Linked DNA regions of Homo sapiens: region 1 is linked to region 2. A link is a loop called in an ENCODE intact Hi-C map of the cell type or tissue named here. Cell type or tissue: PC-9. All regions are shown on one strand. Links, peaks and the distances in the headings refer to the core of each region. The heading gives the core; the rest is flanking DNA. Region 1 overlaps TRPC4 (transient receptor potential cation channel subfamily C member 4). Region 2 overlaps TRPC4 (transient receptor potential cation channel subfamily C member 4).

Region 1 (12,209 bases), core at 2,884-10,883, 92 kb after region 2:
CTTACTTCACAATATTGTCAATCATGTAACAAAAACTACGGAAGGTCTTTGCTGTAAAAAATAGTTAAGAAATGTATTAAGCTTCCAATTCACATTTAGTAATCTTACAAATATTAGGCAAGAGGAATGACTACATGGAAGTAATTTTAACTGCCACAGACTCTGCATCTGCAAAAATCATGCCAGAAACCAAGGGACAAGTTTTTTGTCTAAGACATGTCCTCAGTCGTCCTCGCCTTTATGTTACACACAGGGCAAGAATCAGTTTTAAGGGTATGACTACATGCTTTTTGTTTCCAGTTTCCTTTGTTATTATTCATTTAGATGATTGGCATCGGGATGGGAGTGCTTGGTCAAGGGAGCAACCTTAAACCTTAAACCTGTCCCATCGCAGAATGGTACTTGAAAGATTATTGTTTGACACAGAAACGTAAAAGTGGAGTAAGAAAGAAAGGGAAAGTAGGCTTCACACTCTTTGGAGAAATCAAGTGCTTCATCACAACGTGAAAGCAAAGAAAACTTCATGTCAAAATGCAAGGCTTTCATTACGGGCGAGCTGAGTCATGAAATAAATTCATGTGCTCAACAAAACTAGGCTAGCAGCGTCAGTTTTCTCAGGTTTACCCAGTGTTCAGCAGGATGATGTCTGGGTGGAGGCAATATGGTGTGATGGTTAGAGCCAAGTTTTTGTAGTTAAGATCTGGATTTGCAATCTGGCCCCAATATTTAACAGAGTAACACTGCACATTATATAACCCTCTGTGACTCCGATTTTTTCATGAAAAAAAAAAAACAGCAACAAATAGTTCATACTTCAGAAGTGTATTTGGAGGTTTAATATAATAAACCATGTAAACAACTTAACCCAGTTGCTAAAATACATTCATTTGAATTGATAGAAGATGTTTGTTCTGCTAATATATGATCAGTACAATTGCAGCATCATTAGCCTAGAATTAATAGAAGTAATACAATTCTTCTTTCTATGATGCTGCTGCTTAGAAAGAATATATAAAATGAAAATGTAAAAATATCTATGGCATGAAATTAACACAGAGCTTTCTCTTTGGATGAGATTAGAGAAGTACCAGAACAAGTCTGCAATCAAATCCTGCCAACATTAATTGTTTTAATATGTTGATTCATAAGGAATCTGTTATTAGGAGATTAACCCAAATAGTGCAATTTATTCAGGCAAAGAAACATGCAGGGAACCATCCAGATCTAAGAGCATCTGTGACTTCATTCAGGTGCATTCATTACTGAGCACCTTCTGTATGTCAGGGGCTACAGTATGACTGGTGAGTAAGATGGATGTGTTCCTGACACTGCCTAGAGGAGGAGATGGAAAAGTAATAACACAATGCAATATAGGGTGTGTATAATGAGGACATTTATCCAAGAGAGTCTATGGAGGGGTTTGCTTCATAGAATGCTCCTGCGGTGAGACAAGACGTGAGATGACCTTTAAAGAGTGTGCAGGACTTAGCTATGTGAATGAAGGTTAATGAGAAAGCATTCCAAATCCTGAGAGATGGACTAAAGATAAATCTCAGACTTATTTAGACCAAACCAAGGAAAACTTTTGGTAAGAAAGATATGAAGCAAGACATGCTAAAGCAGAATTTTCTTTAAGGCACATGATCTTACTAGAAAACCTTTAATATTTGAATTTAATAATTTCTGAATAACCTAAGAATACATGCGGTAAAACACAACTTATGATTTTAAAAGGTATATATGAAAGTAAAATGTTATTCCTGAATTTTTTAAATAATGCTATCAGTTATCCAATGTTATTTTGCTTTGGGAAAATCTTCAATCAGAGAAAAATATTCTCTTTGATAGTAAATGCAAGATACTCCAGAACAACTCTGTAAGAATTTCGTTTTCATTTTTTTCTCCATTGAAATCTCAAAACATTTTGAAAGGAAAAAAATCCCAATACAATGTCTTTTAAAATTGTATCTTTTGGGGAGGATTGCTTGAACCCAGGAGTTTGAGATCAGCCTGGGCAACATAGCAAGACCCCATATCTACAAGAAAAGTGTCTTTTAAAAAATAGCACCAATTCTTATTTTTTTGTTACATGCTATATGTTTTTTGTTATGTTTTATCTTGTATTATTAGGCTTTATCACCCTTCCATAACTTCATATTAGCAAGAATACAAACATCTTGAGAGAAGTGTTGGAAATTATTAAATGCCTTCCATTGCTTTGCTTCTTAGATACTGAAGATGGGATTAGAGTTATGGCTTTTTCATAGGTTTTGACATTGAAACCACTTTTTATATTTATAACATATACAGAAGAACATAAGCAAAGAAAACACGTTCAGTAAGGAAGAACATTTTTAGTGGTTCAGGAACAAAATGGAGAATATATATTCAATGTTTCATTGTCTCTCCTAATAGGCTATAAGCTCTATGAGAGCAGAGACCTGACACCTGGGAATCCCAAGTGCCCCGTGCATTTCCTGGAATGTGTTCTATGAAATATATGTTGAAACAGTTATTAAGGAAATTAATGCATGACCAAAGTGTATTAATTACTTTGCAGGTAAAAATATAAATATAAATATGCAAGAAATTCAAATTACAATTTCTATCTCGAACAACTCTTTGACAGGAATTTGGCAGCTTCAGTTAATGCAATATCATTGACAGCATTCTGTTATGAGGATATGGTAAAGGAGTTTATGAGTACTTTGTTCCCAGGCTTTCACAAAAGTTATTGTGGCCAAAGATGACGTTAAATCAGCTTCAATGCCATGACCAAAATGAGTGCAGGCAAAAAATAAATCTGAGTTCATTCACTGGCTGCAGAGAGACCTAAAGAGCAACAGGTGAGCAGAGCAGGCTGCTTCTGCATTCTCTGTTTCATTTCATGAATTGTACATCTTGGGAACTTTACTCCATTCAACATTTGTAGGATAATATTAACAGTGAACAGCTATGGCATAAGAGAAAATCTTTGCAATCATCGTGTCGATTCTTTAAACCCCCTTCTCCAAAGAAAAACTAAAGAAAGCAAAGCATACTACTGTGCTAATATGGATCTTTAAGAAGATTTAGGCCATATCAATATTTCAATATCTTTCAAGTCTAAAGCCTGCAATGACTTCTTATCTTCCCATTTACCACTTTGAACATCTTTCATCAATGTATCTTATCATTGTGTAGTAAAATTACTCTAGTTTCTTTAAAATATTAGATCTCTGAGTCCAAAACATAAAAACCTAAGAAAATGAGTTAATACTGCTGACAAGGACTCAAAATAGCAAATGTGATTTTAGAGTTAGAGGGAATGGACACAAAAGAAGCTGTTCACTTCAGTATTAAGGGAAAAGTTCATTTCACCTTGTTTCAGGCTTCCATGACAACCAGATTAGCTTAACTAATCACACAACTAGAGGAAAAAATTGAGAAAGCAAGTTCAGGTATCTTGAACCTTGAGTATTTAGTGAGTAGCAACAGACAAAGCAGCCAGGGCTTATATGGGATCATTAAGGCCAAATTCAAAAGAAACTGAGTACATTTTACAATTCAGAAGTCTTTCACTTTTTCTCTTTCTCTTTTCATCTTACATAGCATTTCCAAGTATTGTTCTGGAATAGATAATTACTATCATTTAAGAGTGAACAGAGAACCAATATTTTCTTCAGATAGATGTAAACAGTCTTTTGAGAACTCACTCAAACACAAAGCAATTATGCTGGCTGATTAAGGGTAAGAAGTATGAGATTCTGTTATTTAATACAGCATTTTTAATATATGGAAATTTTACAAGAAATTTATTACTCCCTTGCGATGAACTTACTTGGTTTCTTATTCCTGACAAATCAAAAAAATGAGCAAGATATGAGAAAAGTTTTAGTACTTACATCTGCTATTGTACTAAAGTCTTTTATTTTATTAACACTTTATAATAAGTATTTACTGATATAAATAAAACAATACCATATAATTTACTAAGAGTCTTCACACATCCACATATTTTACACTTCCTAAAAACCTGTGAGGAAAATGTTGTCTATATATACAGTTGTCCCCAAGCATCTGTGGGGGATTGGTTCCAGGACCTCATGTGGATACCAAAATCCATGGCTGCTCTAGCCCTGCAGCAGTTGGCCCTACGGGACCCATGGATAGGAAAAAATCAGCCTTCCATATCTGAATGTTCCACATCCTATGAATGCTGCATTTTCCATCCACATTTGGTTGAATCCAAGGATGCGGAACCTGCAGATACAGAAGGCTGATTATTTATATATATATATGCGTATATATATATATATATATATATATATATATATATATACACACACACACACACTTATATATACGTATATATGTATATATATACGTATATATGTATATATACGTATATATATATATATATAATTTCAAATATTAAATCCATTCAGCAGGTGAGAATACTGAAGCTTAAGGAAATCTATCTGTGACCCCCTAAAGTTACAAGACTTATAAATAGCAGAGCCAGAAATCTCAGTCTGGACATACTAAAATTCATTAGTTTTTCCATTATACCACAGTCAATGTGTACATTTTAAGACAGAGGCCAAAAACATCAATTATTAAACCATTTATTACCACTCTTCAATGTGATTCATAATTATTAATCCGGTAGACAATAAATGTCATCCACTTACAGCTGAATAGAAAATGCTCTAAAACCCAAAACTAATTTTGTGAGTAGCAGTTTGCTTCACTGTGATTAAACTCTATGGCATTTTGATGGATCAAGTCTGGCAACACTCACCTCTTTTTGACGGTACTTAATGGCCAATTTTAGTCTTGCAAGATCATTTCCACTTTGTTCTTCTATGAGACTATTGTCATCTCGGTAATTAAGAATGATTTCCAGTTCTCTGGAACTTCTCGTCTGATCCAGTAGGTCCTTAGCAAATTGTTTGCACTGCCGTGACAGCTCTTCATACTCCGACTTGAATTCATTTTCCACCTTGCTCAGTTCCTGAAGTTCCCAACTTAACTGAAAGGCTGTGAGAAAAGGATCTTCGCTTGACAGTGCAATGAGAGAGGGACTGGCCAAGGCCTTGTAGATGTTGAGTCTGGAGCGTGAGTGACGGAGGCTGTCCACATCTGAACTGGACACGCATTCCACACAGTTACAGCGGACCTCGTGGGGTCGAGGCACTGAGACTCCTTTCTGAACCAAGAGTTTTATTATCTCATAATTATTTGTATGGGCTGCCAAAATGATTGGTGTAATGTCTGGAGTGAATTCAGAGAACTGCTTATCAAGGAGTATAGGAGGCACCTAAAAAAAAAAAAGGCAGAGGTGATGAATATTTATTCTTTTGTTCAAGTCTGTGAATTTCATACACCATGCTATAGCAATATGGAACAGGGTTTATATGTCCTTGGCCGGGTTTTTTTTTTTTTGTAGGAGAGATATGGTCTTTTCCCCTACAAAAAGACCAGACAAAATTGGAAAAAAAAACTTTCCAATATGATGCATTATTCTTTTTTTAATCTGAATTATGACATTTTACAGCATCTTAAAATAGGTGGTTATGGAAACTCTTTACTTGATGAATGTCTTTATTTCTTTTAAATAAGCCCAACTTATTTTCCAGCTGACACTATTTTCTTTGCTTTCTCAGAGATGTTGAGGTCCAAAATAATCAAGAAATACACTCAAAAACAGCTAATGATTTGTTTTAAACCCAAGCTCTTTCTCTGCAGTAGAAGTCCTTTAATTCCTCAATTAGGTTTTGTCTTTTGTTTGTTTTTACTGTGTTTTAGCTTCTGCTTTCCTATCATTCAGCCTAGTGACTAAATGTGGCAGCAAAAATAAGTGGGCTGGCCTCATGCTTCCTCTTTTCATCTGTGCTTTTCTGGTATATTTTCCAGATGACAAGAGGTGCTCCATAACTAGCATTACTGTTTTATTAGAAATAAGCAAGCATTGAGTCGAGTCAGCAGTGTGAATTCCACTGAATCAGGTCACCAATGTGTTTATGCACGATTTCCTTTGGGTTATACTCTAGGGATGGTAATGATGAAAATAATAATAGCCGCCATTTAGTAAGCATCTGCCAGGTACATTAACCCTCACCCTTTATTATTCACATTTTATGGATGTAGTTCCTCAGTGAGTAAGTGGAAGGTCTACAATCTGATCTGCAATTTCCACATACTTTAAAGACCTTATATAATAAACACAGGTTCACCTGTCTGACACCCAACCCTGAGTGAATTGCACTGCACTATGTTGCTTTAGCACTTTTAGTTTATTTATTTTTGCTGGCACAAAGCCATAGAGGCATTTATGAAAAGTTAATGCTACATAAGGGCAGTTAAACAGGCATGGCAAAAAAAAATGATGACTCACGTCACATTGAAATATGCTGCTGGAAAAATGAAGGAAACCACAAAAGGATCAGAGGAAAACCATATGGAGAAAAACGACACTCATGATGACACTTCATTAATGCTACTTTTAAATATAGGTACATTTTTATATGTGGACAATTACACACATTTTAAAGTCATCTGGCCATATAGGATATCCATTGGTTTCATGAGAAACACTAAAGATAATAGGAATGAAATTATCGATTTAAAATATCCTTTACAGAGGTATGCAATTATTTAATAGTGAAGATGGTAATAAACACTTTTTGAAATGTGCTTATGAGTACTAGGGTGACCACACTGCCTGTTAAGATAGTGTTTTACTTTTGTGCACTTTGAGGCCACTGTGAAGGTAAATAAAGTTTCCTTGGTCACAAGTACTGCAATCTCGTGTCAGTAAATCTGATAACCAAGATGGCTCTTAAGTGACTAAGGTTTGGGAAATGGTTTCAGTGTGCATTTGCCTGACAAAGTGAGAATTTACGTCCCAGGTGAGATGGAGTGGGACAACGTGAGATTTCATCGTGCTGTTCAGAATGGTGCAAAATTTACAACTTATGTATTATTTCTGGAATTTTCAATTTAATGTTTTTGGACCACAGTTAAGCATTGGTAACTGAAACTGATGAAAGCAAAACCTTGGATATGAGGAGACTACTGTACTTTTAGTGTTTTCTGTGGCAGACAATGAGGGAAGACAAAACAATGTAACTAAATAATTTCCTATATTAGATGTATGTTTAAGTGACATGTAATTTGAAGGCAATTTCTGGATTCAGTACAATTTCATCTTGGATTTCTATGCTTTTTAAGCTGTTAAGAATTTCAAATTTATTAACCATAAAATATATCTTTATAGAATATTGCAGAAAATTTTATTTTAAAAATAAGTATAATATATCCATACAGAATGGCATACATTTTTTTTCAAAAAAATAACAGTGTGAAAGTATTAAAGAGAGATATAGTAAGTTTATTAAAATATGTGAGAATATACCAAGAATAAATCTGCTGTTTGAGTTTTAATACTCAATAAACCATTGCATTGGTTTGTTGAATGGTCAATTGATTGGTCAGTAATGATATGGCTTGGCTTTATGTCTCCACCCAAATCTCATTAAGAATTTCAAATTCATTAACCATAAAATATATCTTTGTAGAATATTGCAGAAAATTTTATTTTAAAAATAAGTATAGTATATCCATACTGAATAGCATACATTTTTTTCAAAAAATAACAGTGTAAAAGTATTAAAGAGAGATACAGTAAGTTTATTAAAATATGTGAGAATATACCAAGAATAAATCTGCTGTTTGAGTTTTAATACTCAATAAACCATTGCACTGGTTTGTTGAATGGTCAATTGGTTGGTCAGTAATGATATGGTTTGGCTTTGTGTCCTCACCCAAATCTCATCTTGAATTGTACTCCTCATGTATACAGGGATATAGTTGGTGAGCAGCGACTGGATCATGGGGATGGTTTCTCCCATGCTGTTCTTGTAATAGAGAGTTCTCACAATATCTGGCTGTTTGATAAGTGTCTGGCACTTCCCCTTTCTTGCTCTCTCTCTCTCCTGCTGCCATGTAAGATGTGCCTTGCTTCCATTTTGCCTTCTGCCACGATTATAAGTTTCTTGAGGGCTCCCCAGCTATATGGAACTGTGAGTCAATTAAGCCTCTTTCCTTTATAAATTACCCAGTCTCAGGTAGTGTCTTTATAGAACAGTGAAAACGGACTAATACAGTAAATAACTATTTTTAAATTACATAATTATAATTATTTTAGAGCTTACTCTTACTCTAAAATGTATTCGAAATTTAACATTATATGTTGTCTTTACCATTAATTGCCTGGCACCCAGCTGGTCATAGATTGTTAGACATCAGGAACTGATTGTCTTAGCTGGACTCCGTGGGGGACTCTGCTGGGACCCTGACTCAGCCAGGCAGGCAAAATATTAGTGTTTATCTAGGTCTCAGGGGACAGGTTTGGGTCCTCTCCGATTGCATGAAGACAATAAAAACAGAACAAAAGTGTTTTAAGAAAATAATTGCCTGTTACGGAGTACTAACTATATGCCTACATCAATTATTACATGGTTTTTGAAAGTCTGAGGTTTTCTTATTCTCTCATCACTTCTACATTTATTATATTGCATTCTTCTGTGTATGAAAGTTCTCCATCTTCTCCTTTTTGTTGTTGGATATTGCTATGACCCCATGAATTCTTTCTTTTATTTAATATATTGTGATTCATTGCTATCACTATTCGTTTTATACTTGTTATTAAAGTATAACATACATATAGTAAAATGCATAAATATTAATATACAGCTTGATGACTTTTAAAAATCTGAACATGCTTAGGTAACACAACCCAGATTAAAACCTGAGAGTGCCTGCACCTCACAAGCCTCCCACTTGTTACTCTTCTCAGTTATTACTTTTCTCAGATATACTCACAGATTTAATGGTTATCAGTATAAGTAACTTTCACACACTTTGAAAATTTTATATAAATAGAATCACAAAATATGTACTCTTTATGTCTAGCTTTCTTTGTTCAACTTTAGCTCTTTGAAATATATTCCTTTGTTAGTAGCAAAAACTGTTGCTTCAATTCTGCGAAATATTTCAATTTCTATTTTATTTCATTTCATTGTTAATGACATTTTTATGGTTTCCAGTCTGGGGCCATTAAGAATATTGCTCTTATGAAGATTTTATTTCTGTTTTGAACATGAAGGAATAACGTACATGTATGTTGATTTTGTTTCTAGGTACAGAGTTTTTGTGTCACACAGTTTTCTTAAGCACTGATACCAACTTGTCTGCCCACTGCAATTACGTTGGTTTTATTTATTATATTTATGCCATTTGCAAATAACTTTTTTATTTATTATCAAAAATGAGTGTTGAATTTTGTCTAATGCCTTTTCTGTTTCAATGGATATAATCATATAATTATCCTCCTTAGTCCTAAAAGTATGGCAAATTATATTAATAAGTTTCGGAATATTGAAACATTCTGACTTTCCTGAAATGAATTCCACGTGGTCAAATGCATAATGTTTTTACTTTGGCAATTTTTAAAAAAATTATTATTGTACTTTAAGTTCTGGAGTACATGTGCAGAATGTGCAGGTTTGTTACATAGGTATACACGTGCCATGGTGGTTTGCTGCACCCATCAACCCGTCATCTACATTAAGTATTTTTCCTAATGCTATCCCTCCCCTAGCCCCCAACCCTCCGACAGGCCCCGGTGTGTGATGTACCCCTCCCTGTGTCCACGTGTTCTCATTGTTCAACTCCCACTTATGAGAAATATTTTGGAATCGATTTTCCTACGGGAGATGGATTTCTAATCTTCACTGTGCTGTCTTTATCAGATTCTGGTATCAATGTGAAGTTTTCTTCGTTAAAAGAATAAGAATGCTTTCTTCCTATAGAAAATGGAGATGTGGCATTCATAACCCCTTCAAGAATGGACTTGCTGTCCGGCTACCAAGAGTGTAGTCTACCAGCAGCCTCCACCTGCTAACCGGTTCAGGTTCTTCCTCAGTTTTAAAATGCAGGACAATGGAAGAGCAAGCAGAGAGGATGGACAGGGCCCAGCTATTTCTACTCAGCATACGACATGGCTTGCTAGGCAGCCGTATCCTCCGGAGCTCCTGTTTACAGTGGCGGGAACATTCATCAGCTCTGCATCAGGGTCTAACGGCTTCCGCTTCCCAATCCTGCTTCTTTTGCTTTTACTTTCGAAGATGCTATTCAAAATATACACAAATGTAGGAAAATGTACCTTTTATTTTTGTTTTGAAATGAGAAAAGAATGAGAGAGAGAGAGAGAAAGAAAGAGAGAGAAGGGTCTGACAAAAGACTGTATGGTTAACCAGCTAATAGAATAGAAGCTTTAATAAAGGAAAAGGGGACCCTATGGTTACTAGAAAATTATTAATATAAAATGTAAGCCATTCTAAAGAAAAGGACGGGTCTTCGGGATCTTCAGTTCTTTCCCTCCACTACTGCAAATGCGATTTTTCTAATATAGCAACAGCTTCAGGCAATTCCCTTTCTTAAAACGGCTTATAATTACTTTGATTGATTCAATAATTTATTCATATATTGAATCAACAAATATTTACTGAGTCTATTGTCTGGCACTGCATTAGATGTAGAGAATTAAGAAAAATGAAGATAAAGCAATTCATATCCTCACAGAGATGACTGTGTATTTGACAGAAAACTGGAGCACAGATTTCCTGTATCTCCCAAGCAAAGTGAATCAAATGTTCATTTACTTCAAATCCAACATCATGGTAGTTATCATGAGAAATACACAGAAAAATAAGAAATGAATATTTGCAGCGTCACATCAGATGATAACCAAATTTTAATCTGAAACTTTCAGTTCTAAAAATTTGCCAAGTACTTTCCAAAATCTCAGGGTAGTTTTTCTGCTATATATAGCAGAAAGCTTCACATTGATACCAAAACCTGATAAAGCAGAAAACTATATATATATATATATATATGACTGGTAGAGTTAGAATACAATAATAACTGTAAAATCTGCTATGAGCCCTAGAACATAAAAATTATTTGCTAACTATAATTTTTTTGTTCAGTATTAACAAGAATACGGTACTGTGCAACATTTTACTTTCCTTAGCAAGAAGCGAATAATTGACATACTTGGAGCAGAAAACTGCAGATGCAAACTGTTCTTTTGGAAGCGTTAGAACATTCGGCTGCCATTCTTTTTCTACTTGGCAAAGTGCCTAGCGGATAGTTGGTATTCCACACATGACACATCGATTTATTCTGCACACAGGTGACTGCCATTTCTGTAGGGCGAAGCCATTAAATCAGAGTTCCAAGCCTTCCAACTAGAGACTGAGTCAATCTCAGACGACAAGGAAGAGCCGGTCACAGATAGTGAAACAATGCAAGCTAAAGTGACCCCCTCAAGATTTTGCTCTCAGGACCTAATCTCTCTCTAGAAAGACCAAAATACCACTTCTGCCCCCCTCCCCCTCCCACACCCTTTTTCTTTGCTAAGTTTTCCTAGCTCTTCTTTCAGAATGTCCTAATGTTACAGCCTTTCATTTGTACACAAATGGTCTTTGGGGTATACAGAGACTTAAATTCCCCTTTTCCCTAGATGGCTGGTACATTTAGCTTATTTCAGATGTTATGTCCTAGGATTACAGATTCGCAGGTGCTCAAACAAACAAAAAAAATAAAGAAGATAACTTCACTAAATCTTATAACAATAAATCAAGTCACTTTAATGGCTTTCATTTAATCAACAAATAATTACTATACATGAGCAATGTGCAAGGCAATGTGCTGGGTGGAAAAAGGTGTTTTGTCCTCTAGAAGCATAGCAGAAAATTCCTCTCTTTCTCCCTCCACACACACACACACGCACACACACACACACACAGTATAATACTATAGAAATGATTTTAATGTAAGAACTCAGTAAATGCTCTAAGAAGAGTATGAATAAAACAAAGGGGAAATTAATTTAGAGATTTTTTTAATCAGAAAAGGATTTGAGGAGGTGTTTATATTTACACTGGTTGGAACTAGCAATGTAAAACAGTTATAAGAAAATGACAGCATCAAAGAGAAGACATGAGAGATACATTTATAAAAATACTTTCTTTAGAGTATAGTATAAGTCAAGAAAGCTAAATAATTTTAAAATGCTTCAATGTAGATTAGGGCAAGATTAGAGATGCTTTTGAATAGCATTATTTTATAAATATTGGTGACATTATAGAAGAATTTAG
Region 2 (12,209 bases), core at 2,432-10,431:
CAGTCAATTTCTCTTTGGAATTAGAGTTGTTACTGAGATGAGAGGAAAATCAATGCCACTGCCAGTAGGAGAAAGCTCCATTTGGTGCTGATGACAATGCCTGGTGGGCAATGAAGTTAGAGTGGTAAGGATCTCTTAGGGCATCGCAGTCACAAACCATGTAAAATAAAATTGAAAACAAATTAATATTTTTTTATTTTTAATTAATCTCTAATATTACTTGCTAATCCTAATATGATAACATTTAAAAATACTTCCAAAGCAATTTTACTGAGAAGATCCAAGTGACTAATGAATATGAGTGTTAATTTCCAAAACATTACTATGAGAACTTTCAAAATTAGAACACAAAGTGAGGAAGGCGTGAAGAATGATTTGTCTTATGTCAATGGTATGGCTGCACCAAAAGCTTCACGTGGTGTATCTTCTGCTGGAATTGCTTGAAACCCTGATTTCCAAAATGATGAAAGGGAAATACCATCTTCCAGTTTACCAGGAGCATGGCTCTGGGCAGTCCCCGCCCCCTCACCTTTCTCTCTCTCTCTTCTGTCTCTCTCTGTCTCTCTCTCTCTCTCTCTATACACACACACACACACACACACATATATATATATTTAGATGCCTAAATTCTTGGCATCTAATATGATAGGGAGTAGATGCAACATGTTGAGTAATTACACATATTCTGGAATCACACTTAACAGTTGGCACAGCATATTTAAGTTATAATATTCAGTCAATCATTTAATTGAGAATTCTTATCAAGCATAAAATGCTTTGTGCAGGGACTTTGTTAGGCATGAAGAATTTGAGGTCACCAAAGCACGTGCCCTTCCCTCATGGAGCATACGATCCAGAGGGGGAAACAGACAATGAGGAAGAAATGCCACAAATAACCTGCTGTCACATTCTGAAAAGACCTAGAAGTCAAGGTATTAAGACAGAGTATGCTAGTTCCCCAGCCTTGACTAGCAGAACTCAAGGAGGGCTGTGTGAAGAGCGGGACTTCTATTAAAATAGTAGTGACTGCCCTCGATGCAGGAAATTCACTTGTGAAGAAATCCTAGTTAATCAGACACTGCCTTAGTCATGGGAGATGTGTTATAAATGTTCATGACATGCAATCAGTAAGAACAAAAAGGCTAAAGACCTGAACATGTACAATAAAGAATACAAATATATTCAAATACACAATTTAAAAAAAGAGTAATACTAACATGCTGTGTTCTTACCCCTATTGTTCCAAAACTTTCTGGCTTTCTTCTCATCTTTTTCTTGCACAAGTGTGTCCAGATCCATTTGATCAGGTACCAGAGAGACTTGGGGCTCGGGATGACATTGAAGGGAGTAGGCAGAGTACCTCCTTCTTCAAAATAACTCATCCAAAGCTTTGTTCGTGCAAATTTCCATTCTATATCTGCATGGTCCTGAACAGGAGAACATGACAACTGATGATAGGTTCCTTAATTAACAAGGTACCATAAATCTCACAGAGATCCTGTAACCTGACTTCAAGCGGCTCTTGGAACATTAATTAAATTGCTTCTAAAACCACCACTGACTCCCAGAGACAGTCATCTAAACATTTCAGAGGGTGGCTTAACCTAGGGTAGTCACAGCTCTCGTGTCACTTCTCATCCTTCCTTCTTCAGTGAAACAGACATCTAAAATAATTCCATGTTAAAAAGACTGCAGTAATTAGTTATGACTTGAAGATTAGCCTGCATCTTCTGCACTGTAGACTCATGTTAGTGCAGTTTCATTTGATTCAGGCCAGAAATAGACTTTCTGTCTTAACCAAAGCCTTGTATTCCTGCTTAGATTAATGCTACCTCCACAGATGCTCATGGCTTAGCCTTCAATGTTGCCAGGAAAAGTCTTATTGGATATGTTTTCATGTGAATATTATTGCCCACCTTCGGCCAATAGAGATAAACTCAGAAAGAAGTTCCATTAACAAATGTAGAATTGGGCCTCTCTGACACACCATTGAATCTTGACCTAACTTTGTACAGATTTCACCAAAGAGGAGTATGGCCAGTGGTTGCCCACAATCCTGAGGCTATCCCCTTCATCATGTATTACTCACTCCACTTTATTAACCTCCTGAGGAAACTTTGGTACATTTGTGGCAATTAGATTTGGGACAGCCAGTCTCTTCTTAATTTAGCCATAAATCTGATTTAAGCAGAAAATCTGAGAAGTAGGAGGTGGTAGAGACTGGGCATACATTCATTTTAAGAATTCAGAATAGTTCATTGTAACCAGTTAATATCATAAACACGAACTCATATTTTAGAGTAGGAGAATAATCTTCAACTAGGCTTCATTTTGATATTCCTAAATTGCTGTGTGCGGATGAATAAGTTATGCATACTTTTTTATTCTGCGCAACATGGGTTTAATCCAGATATTGGACAGACTGTGCTTTGAACAAGAATCGCCATACCTAGAGAATGCATGGCCTTATTGCTGCTAAGCAAATGTTTGGTAATATGGATTGATCCACATAAATCGGAACACAGAAGCTGCAGTTTCCCTCCCTTTTTCCCTCCTCTTCCTTTCCTTTCTTATTTCTCCCTCCTTTCCTTTCTCTTTCTTTCTAGACAAGTTTATAGGTTCTGGCTGATTATGCTGCATTGGTGAAGAGAATTGTACATATTGTTTCCTGCAGGCATGGAGAATGGGACTCAGCAGATTTGGCTCAAGGAAATAAAAAGGCAATCACTTAGATAAAGCATTGGCCTGTGGATAGCTCCTTCTGATTCTCTGACTCTCGGTGAGTCAGAAATTATGTTATCTTATTGCAATCACTAAGCAAGTGGTTTCTTTGTTCATGATTTAGGATTTTAAGAGGGTCTATAACATAGTCTATGGTGCTTAGAAAATCTGGAGATAAAAAGCTCTAAGCTGGTGATGACTAGATCCACCTTCCACTACTCACCTTCTAACTCCTAGTCAACATTTGAAACTTGGCTTAAGAATCCTCTCTCCTTAGAAGCCTGTTCTGCCTCCCATCAGTCCTGAGCTGCCTCCTATCTCCAACCCCAGTCAAGGTCCCCTCTTCCATACTTTCATGACATCCTCAAATTTCTTTTCTCAATATTGAAATTATTTATTGCTTTTTATCTCTACTATATCATTTTTTTGTTGAAAACAGGGACTTTTTAATTCTTTGTATCCCGAAAATTAAGCATGTTTATGGCATATAGTAGGTGCACAATAAATATTCAATCAATTAACAAATGAGTGAATGGAAAGCAGTCTTTAGTTGGGGCCTACATAAGTGCTTCTGCCTTTCAACAGTTAAATTTTCCTCTTTTTCATGGTTTACCGATGGCTCTGAGTTACAGTTAACAAGAAAAAGAAAGAAAGAGGAAGAAAGAAAGAAAGAAGAAAGAAGAAAGAAAGAAAAAGAAAGGAAGGAAGGAAGGAAGAAAGAAAAAGAGAAAATTCTGCTATTCTGGGACAGGTGTAAGCAAATGCTTGGCATGTTCGTGCCCCCAAGGAGACTTCATGCATGGAGTCCTGGGAATCACACCTGTCTCAGGTTCTCAGTGACTCTTTGGTTCTCCATAGTCTTAGGGTTTGGGCTAAGTCTAAATAGAGAGTTGAAGATGATTCTTATCTCTGTAATGAAGTTACCTAGAAAAGCACACCTCACAAAGAAGCAATAAGAAAATGTCATAATATTCTTAAATAGTGTTTTCTCCTTGATGAAATTGGGACATTTAATGTTTTAAAAGATCCAAATTGCTGGCAGCTTCCTTGTATCTAGCTTGATAATTAAAGGCCTTCTAATTTGTTGTTGTTGCTGACGTTCTGGAAAACAGAACGCACATTTTGGAAATATGTTGATTAGGAGAATATAGAACTTCTGACACAAAAATTTAGAGTCTATTTATAAAAATTTCAGATCGTAAGATGCTTAAATGAAATTCAAAGTATCCACAAATTCGGGTATTAACCTCCAAATCCTAGGACCTACCTATTTCCAGAGGAATTTTTTATGCATTTGGAATACTTTAGTCTGTGAATCAATAAATAAAAACCATCTATTCTCATGTTCTATGCAGTTTTTCATCAGTGATGAGTGTCTTATGAGAAAAATTGCCTCCCTAAGGATGGTTGAAGTAAAATTCAGAGTTTTGCTTGACAAAAAAACAGTAATAACACTTCAGAGATTTAACCATAGATTCAAAGGTGTAATGGAATGTAATTATTTATGAAGAAAATGGGAAAACTATAATTACGATTATAAAATGCTACTTGTCTAAGGTATAAATATGAAAGACTTAACTATATTTCATTCCACTAAGAGTTCTGTTTTGCTGCTATTGCTAGTGGTCCTAGACGTATATCACTAGTATATAAGTTCAAGCAGATAAGTTCAACTTTGTCTTTCTTGTGCATTGCTGTATTTCTGGTGCCCAGAACAGTACTGGAAAACACAGTATGTACCCAGTAATTATGTATTGAATGAATAAATAAATAACTTGTGCTACGTTGTTTAGATTCCAGAGTTTCAAAAAAACATGTATTGTATCGTGTATTATCCTACAGAAGTTAATATTACTTCTCTTAATACATTGCTTTCCCTGAGCTTTAAGAAATTGAAAATCCTGTGGCTTCTCCCCTTCCCAGACTCCTCTCTGGGTTATCTTTTGTATCTTCCCCTGTAGGGATGACTTCGCTTATATGAGAGTGGTAGGTTAAATGGACCGACAGGAGGCAAAACCTATTGTACACGGCGCAGAGATGAGCTGCTTGTTTATTAGTCAGACCTCAGCTACTACTTCCCATAGCCAATGGCTGCCTGGCAAAATGGATTTGGTTTATCTTTGTAATCATGTGTAACATGACAAAATCAGATTAATTTATAGCTACATATAGTGTGCTACTGCTCAGAAATTTCAAATTAACCATTTATAATTCTTATCTGTCTAATCAATAGCTAATTATAGATTTTATTTACGATGATAAGAAGATGGAGTATAGCTAAGAACAACACATTCTAGAGGAAACATTGAATTAAAATAAAGCTGGTCAACTTACAGCAATCAGTTGGTAAGAATTATTCATCATAGCTATTAACATGTTGAGTAGAACAACCAGAGAGATGACATTGTATGTCCCAAACATGGTGGCACCAACAAACTCAGTAAATTCATGCTGTGCTTTGACATTGGTCACATATAAATTGATGAGCCCAAATATTGACCAAAACAGGGACTGCAGTGTCTCAAATAACCTGTAATAAAGATAAAATGATACTAATAGCTATATTAATGGAATCATTATACATGGGATAAAACAATAAAGCTTGGCATGATTATATATATATATATATATAATTAACTTAAACATTAATATCAACAGTAAAATAACCTTTTAGGACAATTATAAAATTAAACGATAAAAAGAGTGAAATAAAACTGTTTTCCTCAAACTAGTAGAAATGGTGTACTTAAATTTCCCAAGAGCTTTGAAAGCTAAATTTAGTTTCCTAGGGCAGAGAGAGGCAAATGTGGCATGGGTACTGAGTTAAGAATGGTTTTCACTTTCTAAAATGGTTGGGAAAAAAATCAAAAGAGTGATATTTTATGACATGAAAATTATGTAAAATTCACATCTCTATATCCATAAATAAAATTTTATTGAAACACATCCATTCTCATTCATTTATGCATTTTCTATAGCTTCTTTTGTGCTACAATGGCAGAAGAAAGTAGTTATAGCAGAGAACATATGGCTCAGAAAACCTAAAATATTTACTATCTGCTCCTTTTCATAGAACATTTGTCAATCTCTGTCCTAGGGCACTAAGTCATCACTAATAAATGATAGATCCCAAATTTTAGGCTTTAAAAAGTTTGCTCTTTTACTGATTTTGCTTTGGTTGTAGGAGAATTGAGAACATTATAATTACTACAGATTTCTATGTTTACAACTAAAATTGGACATAATGCATCTTGTAAGATGGTAAAGAGTCTCAGAATGCTTACGTAATAAAATTTGATGGGTTTTTGGTTTTTTTGGTATTTCAAGGAACATTTTATTTATTCTAGCCAATGAATGAACTCTGGCTATTTTATTGAAAATAATGTCCCTTTAACTTACTCCAAAAAATGAAATAAGCTGAGGACTATCTGAACTCAAATGGAGAATTGTTTGTTTCAAAGGGACCATAATAATACATTAATATAGTGTAATAAAACGATGATAGAGATTTCATACTTCTTGGTAAATCGTTAAAATGAGACTATATTTAAATTACAAAAATAAAATGAAAACCTTCTCATACACGGCATGATGACTAAGGAGGTAGGATTTCTGTCTATTGGGAGATTAGCATTAGATTGGAATGGTGTTGCAGAACCAAGTCAATTATGGCTTCTGGCAACTCCCAGCCCCAGTGGCATTGTCCCCTGTATGCCCTTTTATGGAAAGGTAGTCCTTGTGTAAGACTCTGGAGCTTCTCACCCAATACCTCCATGGACTAAGTCAATCATGGTCAAGTGACCCAAGGAGAGAAAATTCATATAAGGCCAGTGGCCTGTGGCATGCATTAAGGCAAAAAAGATCAGAATTCCCCTCTAGAGAAGTTTGCCTTAAAAATATCAAGATAATTGCCCAAAGGGGTTGGGATGACAGGGGTTATGATGTGGAGTCAGAGTCACTGGAATGACGGGATGCCAAAGGTTTGAGACAGCACAAACTAAGAAGCAGAGAATTGAGGATGAATAAGCCAGGCAATAAGTAAACTCGGAATAAGGATGAAGTAGCTGACTCATTTTAATGCTGACACACAGAGTAACAATCCCATGGCCCAGCACTACGTCAACTCCGGCTCTTCCCAAAGCTGGGGCTTGCTCTAGGTTCTGCCCTTGCAAAGATAAACCCTTACTCAGAAGACTGAAGGGCTATAATTCTTTGCATGTTTTTTTATAACTAAATGCCTGTTACTTGAAATAAGCTGTGAATTCTAGTGCATATAACCAGGAGATTCCAGCTAAATATGCCTAATTGGCATTCAGGATGGAAATTGCTTTTTTAAAAAGGTAAAAAATTTCATATTTTTAATTGAGCAACTAATTTTAAGACAGAAAATTTAACTATTTATTTTCTAGACCTGTAAAATGACGGAACAACAGATTATTGTGAAGGAGAAAGGGCACTGATCTGATCAACTTTAGCCAGACTGTGATTCTTAAATGGAATGCTGTGCATTCTACGAGGAGGTGATCACATATTCTTAGAGGAAAACCCAGGTGCCAGATTCCAACAATAATAGAGAGAATTCAATCTGACTCATTGGCCCTAGACAAAGGCCACTAAAGCTACTCTTTGAAAATTTCTCAGGAAAAAGTAAATTTGGCCCATGGCCATGAATTCTTTATTTTTAGTAACTTTAAAGACAACTTCTAAAATTAATCATAGTGTCCTTTGGATTTAATGTGAAAGAATTGTATTCTTTCTTTCCAAATAGTTTATGTTCTCACTGTGAGTATACACATAAAAATCAGCTGGTTTTCCTGACATGAATAGCAATTTAAGGAAAGTTGTAAGTTAAATATTATAAGTTATACAATATATAGTGTAAAATGTTACCACATAAACCCCATTACAGGTTCTTTTTCAAATAAAAACAATGATGCAGAATAAACCACTTATTATTTTGAATAGTACACATTTGCTCCTGTCTACATAGTAACTACTAATTTTAGGAAACATTAATAAATACTTTTGCAAAATATTTATTGATGTTTAAAAAAATTTAAAGGGGAAAATTCTAAATAAAGTGACATTTCATGATTACTTATAGATTATTTCTTTCTTTTATTTTCCTTCTTTTAGTGGAATAAGTCAGTGGTGAGATTTAAAGACTAGTTCCACTTAACTAAAATATATTTATTTCTCAGAGGAATTAAGACCCTGGCCTTAGTGTTTCTCAATGAATTGTTCAGATAACAGGTGGATTTTTAAAAAATCAGTCTAAGTTAACATTTCAAAGCCACTGCTTTCAGAAATGTTTTTGTCATTAGTAATTCCCAAATCTATTGAGACCAACATTGCCCATACATTGAAGGATCATTACTTAAAGTATCACATCTCAGAATGCCTTTACGTGACTAATATTTTTCTTGTTCTGTGGTAAGATATGAACTGAAAACTCTCCAAGATAATGCTACAATTTAATTAAGTGACATTTAGTATAAAACTTGGGTTGAAGACTAAATCCTAACAGTCTGTATGGGTGGACTTAGGTCCTGCCTTCCTAATGATAGCATTTTATCTCTTGCTTTGAATATATTGCTCAACATATGCTTTATACAATTAGCTTGTTTCCCTGATTATATATTTACAGCCAGAAGAATTGAACGTGTAAAAAAGTAATGTATTCCATTGTTGAAATTTTCCTCTATCCCATGGGACTAAAACAATGAGCAAACATAAATTAATAAAAAATTCATCTGAATATTTTATCTTTAGTTTATAAGCAAAAATGAAATATTAAAATAATGTATGACTCCAACTGGCCAGTTACAACCATTAGGAATACAGCTCCAACAAATATAAAAGGGCTTTGCTTAATGAGACAATACCTGTCACAAAGCCTGTGCCCCTCTCTTCATAAGAAAGTACCTTACCAGGGGCTAATAGCTTAAAATTGCACATAGAATAGTTTCAACAACTAAATATTTTGTGTTTTTTGGTAACATGTAGTTCTTCTCAGGGTAATGAGAAAATAACCTGGAAAGGAGCAGGAGGAAGTATGTATTCACTGGTGGGAAACGGCATGAAGATGCATAGAAGACATGGATCACAGCCTGACACTGGGCATTCAGTCAGGGAGAAGACCAGAAAAGGCCTCCTGCAAAAGGTATATCTGAGGTAGGATTTGGAAAAAAAAATTGCCACATGGAAGGGCAGAATAAGGCCATTCTCGAATAAGAGAAGAAAATAACGTATTTGGGGATTTGTATTTATAATCCATCAGGAAATATTGAAGAGTAAAGTGTTAATGGGGGATTGAAAGATGAGACAAGAAAAGGAAGTGATACAGAGGATGTTCGTCTCTTTCAAATAGCATGTTGAAATGTAATCCCTGATGTTGAAAGTGGGGCTTAGAGGGATGTGTTTGAGTGATGAGGGTGGATTGTGGGTTGCTCACAAAAGGCTTAGTGTCATCCTAGGAGTAATTAGTGAGTTCTCACACTATCAGTTCTCACAAGAGCTGATTGTTGAAAGGACCCCTGCACCTCCCTCCCTCGCTTCCTTCCTCTTTCCCCCTGTGATGCCTGCTTCCCTTCACTCTTTTGCCATGAATGGAAGCTTCCTGAGGCCCTCACCAGAAGCAGATGTTGATGCTGTGCTTCTTATAGAGTGTGCAGAACCATAAACCAAATAAACCTCTTTTCTTTATAAATTACCTAGTCTCAGATATTTCTTCATTGCAACAAAAATGGACTAAGACAGGAGGCAGGGGACAAGCAGATCAATGAATGATCTAAAATGTCAAGCTAAAGAATGTGGCAGTATCCTGTAAGAAATGGGAAACCATTTTGGCACTTTAAACAGGGTAGCCTCAGATATTAGTTTAGAAATATAATTCAGGAAGCAAAATGGAAGACATAAGAAACAAGGCAGAGACCAGGGGCAGGGGTACTTAGATTTGGGCATCAGTGGAGAGCAAGGGGAAGACAGTGCCAAGATAATAGGAGCAGGAACAGATATTTATTGACCGACTACACATGGAAGGGATGAGAAGAAGGTAGGATCTAGAATAAGATAAATGTTTTTGATGTAAGTTTCTGGGTGGATTGTGGTGATGTTGACTAAGAAAAGGAATTAAGCAGGAGGAAGAATATGTTTTAGAGAGACTCTGATAAATTCCCTTTGATTGAATTTAAGTCTTCAGGAGGCATGTAGAGAGAGGTGTCCACTAGACAGCTGAATATATTGTGCAACCCGAGGATAGAAATTGGTGCTAGTAATATAAATATGGAAGTCATGACTTAGACATATAGAGCCAATTCCAAAAGCACAGATGAGTTTTCATAGGGGTACTGTTAAAAGGGTCTCAGGTTAGCATGCTAAGACATACCACTATTTAAAAGCAGTAATGAAAATAAAAAATTATCAGAGTATACTTAAGGTTAGGGTTAGAGTAAAGTGAGAAAGGCTAGAGAAGTAAGATTTGAAGTGAAAAAGGTAATAATATAGAAGTTAAAAGGGGCAAGATTTCCAGAAATGGAAGTGTTAAACAGGGTCAAATGAAGCAGACACATTAAGTAAAATGTGAGCAGATAAATATCCATAGTTAATGGTGATAAGAAGGCTCCAGGTGATAATTTTTAGAGCAGTTTTAGTGGAATGATGGAAGCAGAAGCCAAATTATAATTGGATGAAGTTTGAGTGAGAGGTGAGAAAATAAGATATCTTGTATAGGCTTCTTTTAGGTTTACTTGGATGAAAGGAATGAAACAGGAGTGGTAGCTAATGGGAAATATTGGGTTCAAAATTTTAACAAAGTTTGAAACTGAGTGGAAGGAATAATAGAGATGAAACCTTATGAGAGATATGTGAGAGATAATCCTCTACCATTGCCAATCATGAAGATAATAAGAGTAGCTACCATTTTTGATGACATTCTATGACATGAACTGTGTTAGGTACTTTATATGAATTAGTGTATTTTTAACCTTCACATAGAATAAGGTCTCGGAAATAGTGGGCAGTAAAAAAGAGCCTGAATTTATGAAATGTACAGAATTACAAAAAGAAAATTAAAAACCAAAGAAAGCACAGAAGTAAGATGTAGAGCAGGGGCCCCAAGGGTATCACTATATACCCTGTGACAATGACTGGTGTCCGTTTTGCTTAAACAGAGTCATCAAGAGACAGGTGACTTAAGCCTAGGACCTCCTGCTTCCTAATGTTAAGGGCTATTGATATATACTTTAGTTTTTCAATATCTTGAAGCAAAAAATAATTTGTGGCTTGCACATTTATATTATTTAGAAAAAATAATTCAAGTGCAATAACTGATTTATTTGGGTTGAATGATATAGGCCTATAGTATTTAAGATATGTAATTATATGTTGCTTTTCATGACAATAGAGGAAATCACTGGTAGAGACAAACGAAAGTAATACATAATCCCAATAATCCAGTATATTTGATTTTGGAATAAAATTTATATTAAGCATTTTACATCATGCTTGTCTGGCCTTAATCTCCTTTGATTTATGTTATAATTAGTTTGTAATATGTTATTACTTACAAAGAAACCAATATAGGGACAAAGAAATTCCTAGGAATTTTAGGGGATCATAAATCATGACAGTGTTATGTATAACCTATTGATTGCAGAGGAATCAGATAGGTGAGAAGGGTTGGGTCTGGGAACCAGAGCTTTTCCCTGAAATAAAGAGGACCTGGGAGTTAACACAGTTTTAAATGCTACGTGGAAGTTCTTTCTGGAAGGCAAAGGAGGAAGTCAGAAGGATATGGCAACAGGAACAGATGGGGTGGTCTTGGCAAGCAGTTTGCACCAGGTTATGCAGCATAAAGTAAGAAGAAAGTTGTGAAAGAGCATTCACAAGGGTTCTCCATCAGAAATCCAGGAGACCAGCTGGCAGACAGACAAAGATTGTTAGAGCAGAACTCTCATTTATGAAGGAAGAGGTTGGTGGGGTCTGACCATTGTAAATCTCTAATCCGTTTCCCTGGCCAAGTTGCAAGTCAAGAACCACAAATAAGACGGGAGCCAGAGGGTAGGGGGTGGGCGGGGGAGGAAGAGAAGTTCAGATATCAAAATTGAGATGCCATCCTAGGCCATGCTAGTTATGAGGATGTTTTTGCAAGGGATTTCATTGAATTCCTCCTGCCCAGGGTCAGAAGAGAGCAGTGGGAAGATGTCAAGACTGAGTGAACCGGTCAGGCCAAGAAACTGCTGCTTAGGAATACAGGATCAAGAAGGAGCTGGAAGGCCGGCGAAGTGGCTCATGCCTGTAATCCCAACACTTTGGGAGGCTGTGGTGGGTAGATCCCTTGAGGTTAGGAGTTCAAGACTCAGCCTGGCCAACATGTTGAAACCCTATCTCTACTAAAAATACAAAAATTAGCCGGGCGTGGTGGTGGGTGCCTGTAGCCCCAGCTACTCGGGAGGCTGAAGCAGGAGAATCACTTGAACCCTGGAGGC

Evidence for each region. A loop is a pair of places that touch in the nucleus more often than their neighbours do. Peaks named below come from ENCODE experiments on the same cell type or tissue, not always from the same donor. Only the 100,000 strongest peaks of a DNase experiment are listed, where the experiment ranks them.
Region 1: it touches region 2 in a loop (9-fold over the local background); 3 of 110 quality-filtered maps call a loop at or near these places.

What each region holds. Positions count from the first base shown.
Region 1 is chr13:37,741,154-37,753,362 of GRCh38, forward strand. It overlaps TRPC4 (transient receptor potential cation channel subfamily C member 4), which reads right to left. Exons shown (of 11, transcript NM_016179.4): 3 at 4,784-5,302. Among named protein-coding and RNA genes, the nearest start is that of TRPC4, 120 kb to the right of the region's middle. RefSeq lists a silencer at 6,139-6,433. In PC-9, for the core only: no CTCF peak of the experiment used is centred there; a DNase peak (open chromatin) is centred at 6,268; H3K27ac peaks cover 1,771 bases.
Region 2 is chr13:37,650,033-37,662,241 of GRCh38, forward strand. TRPC4 (transient receptor potential cation channel subfamily C member 4) reads right to left here. Exons shown (of 11, transcript NM_016179.4): 7 at 5,056-5,251; 8 at 1,233-1,427. Among named protein-coding and RNA genes, the nearest start is that of POSTN, 57 kb to the left of the region's middle. In PC-9, for the core only: no CTCF peak of the experiment used is centred there; DNase peaks (open chromatin) are centred at 6,379 and 6,759; H3K27ac peaks cover 2,734 bases.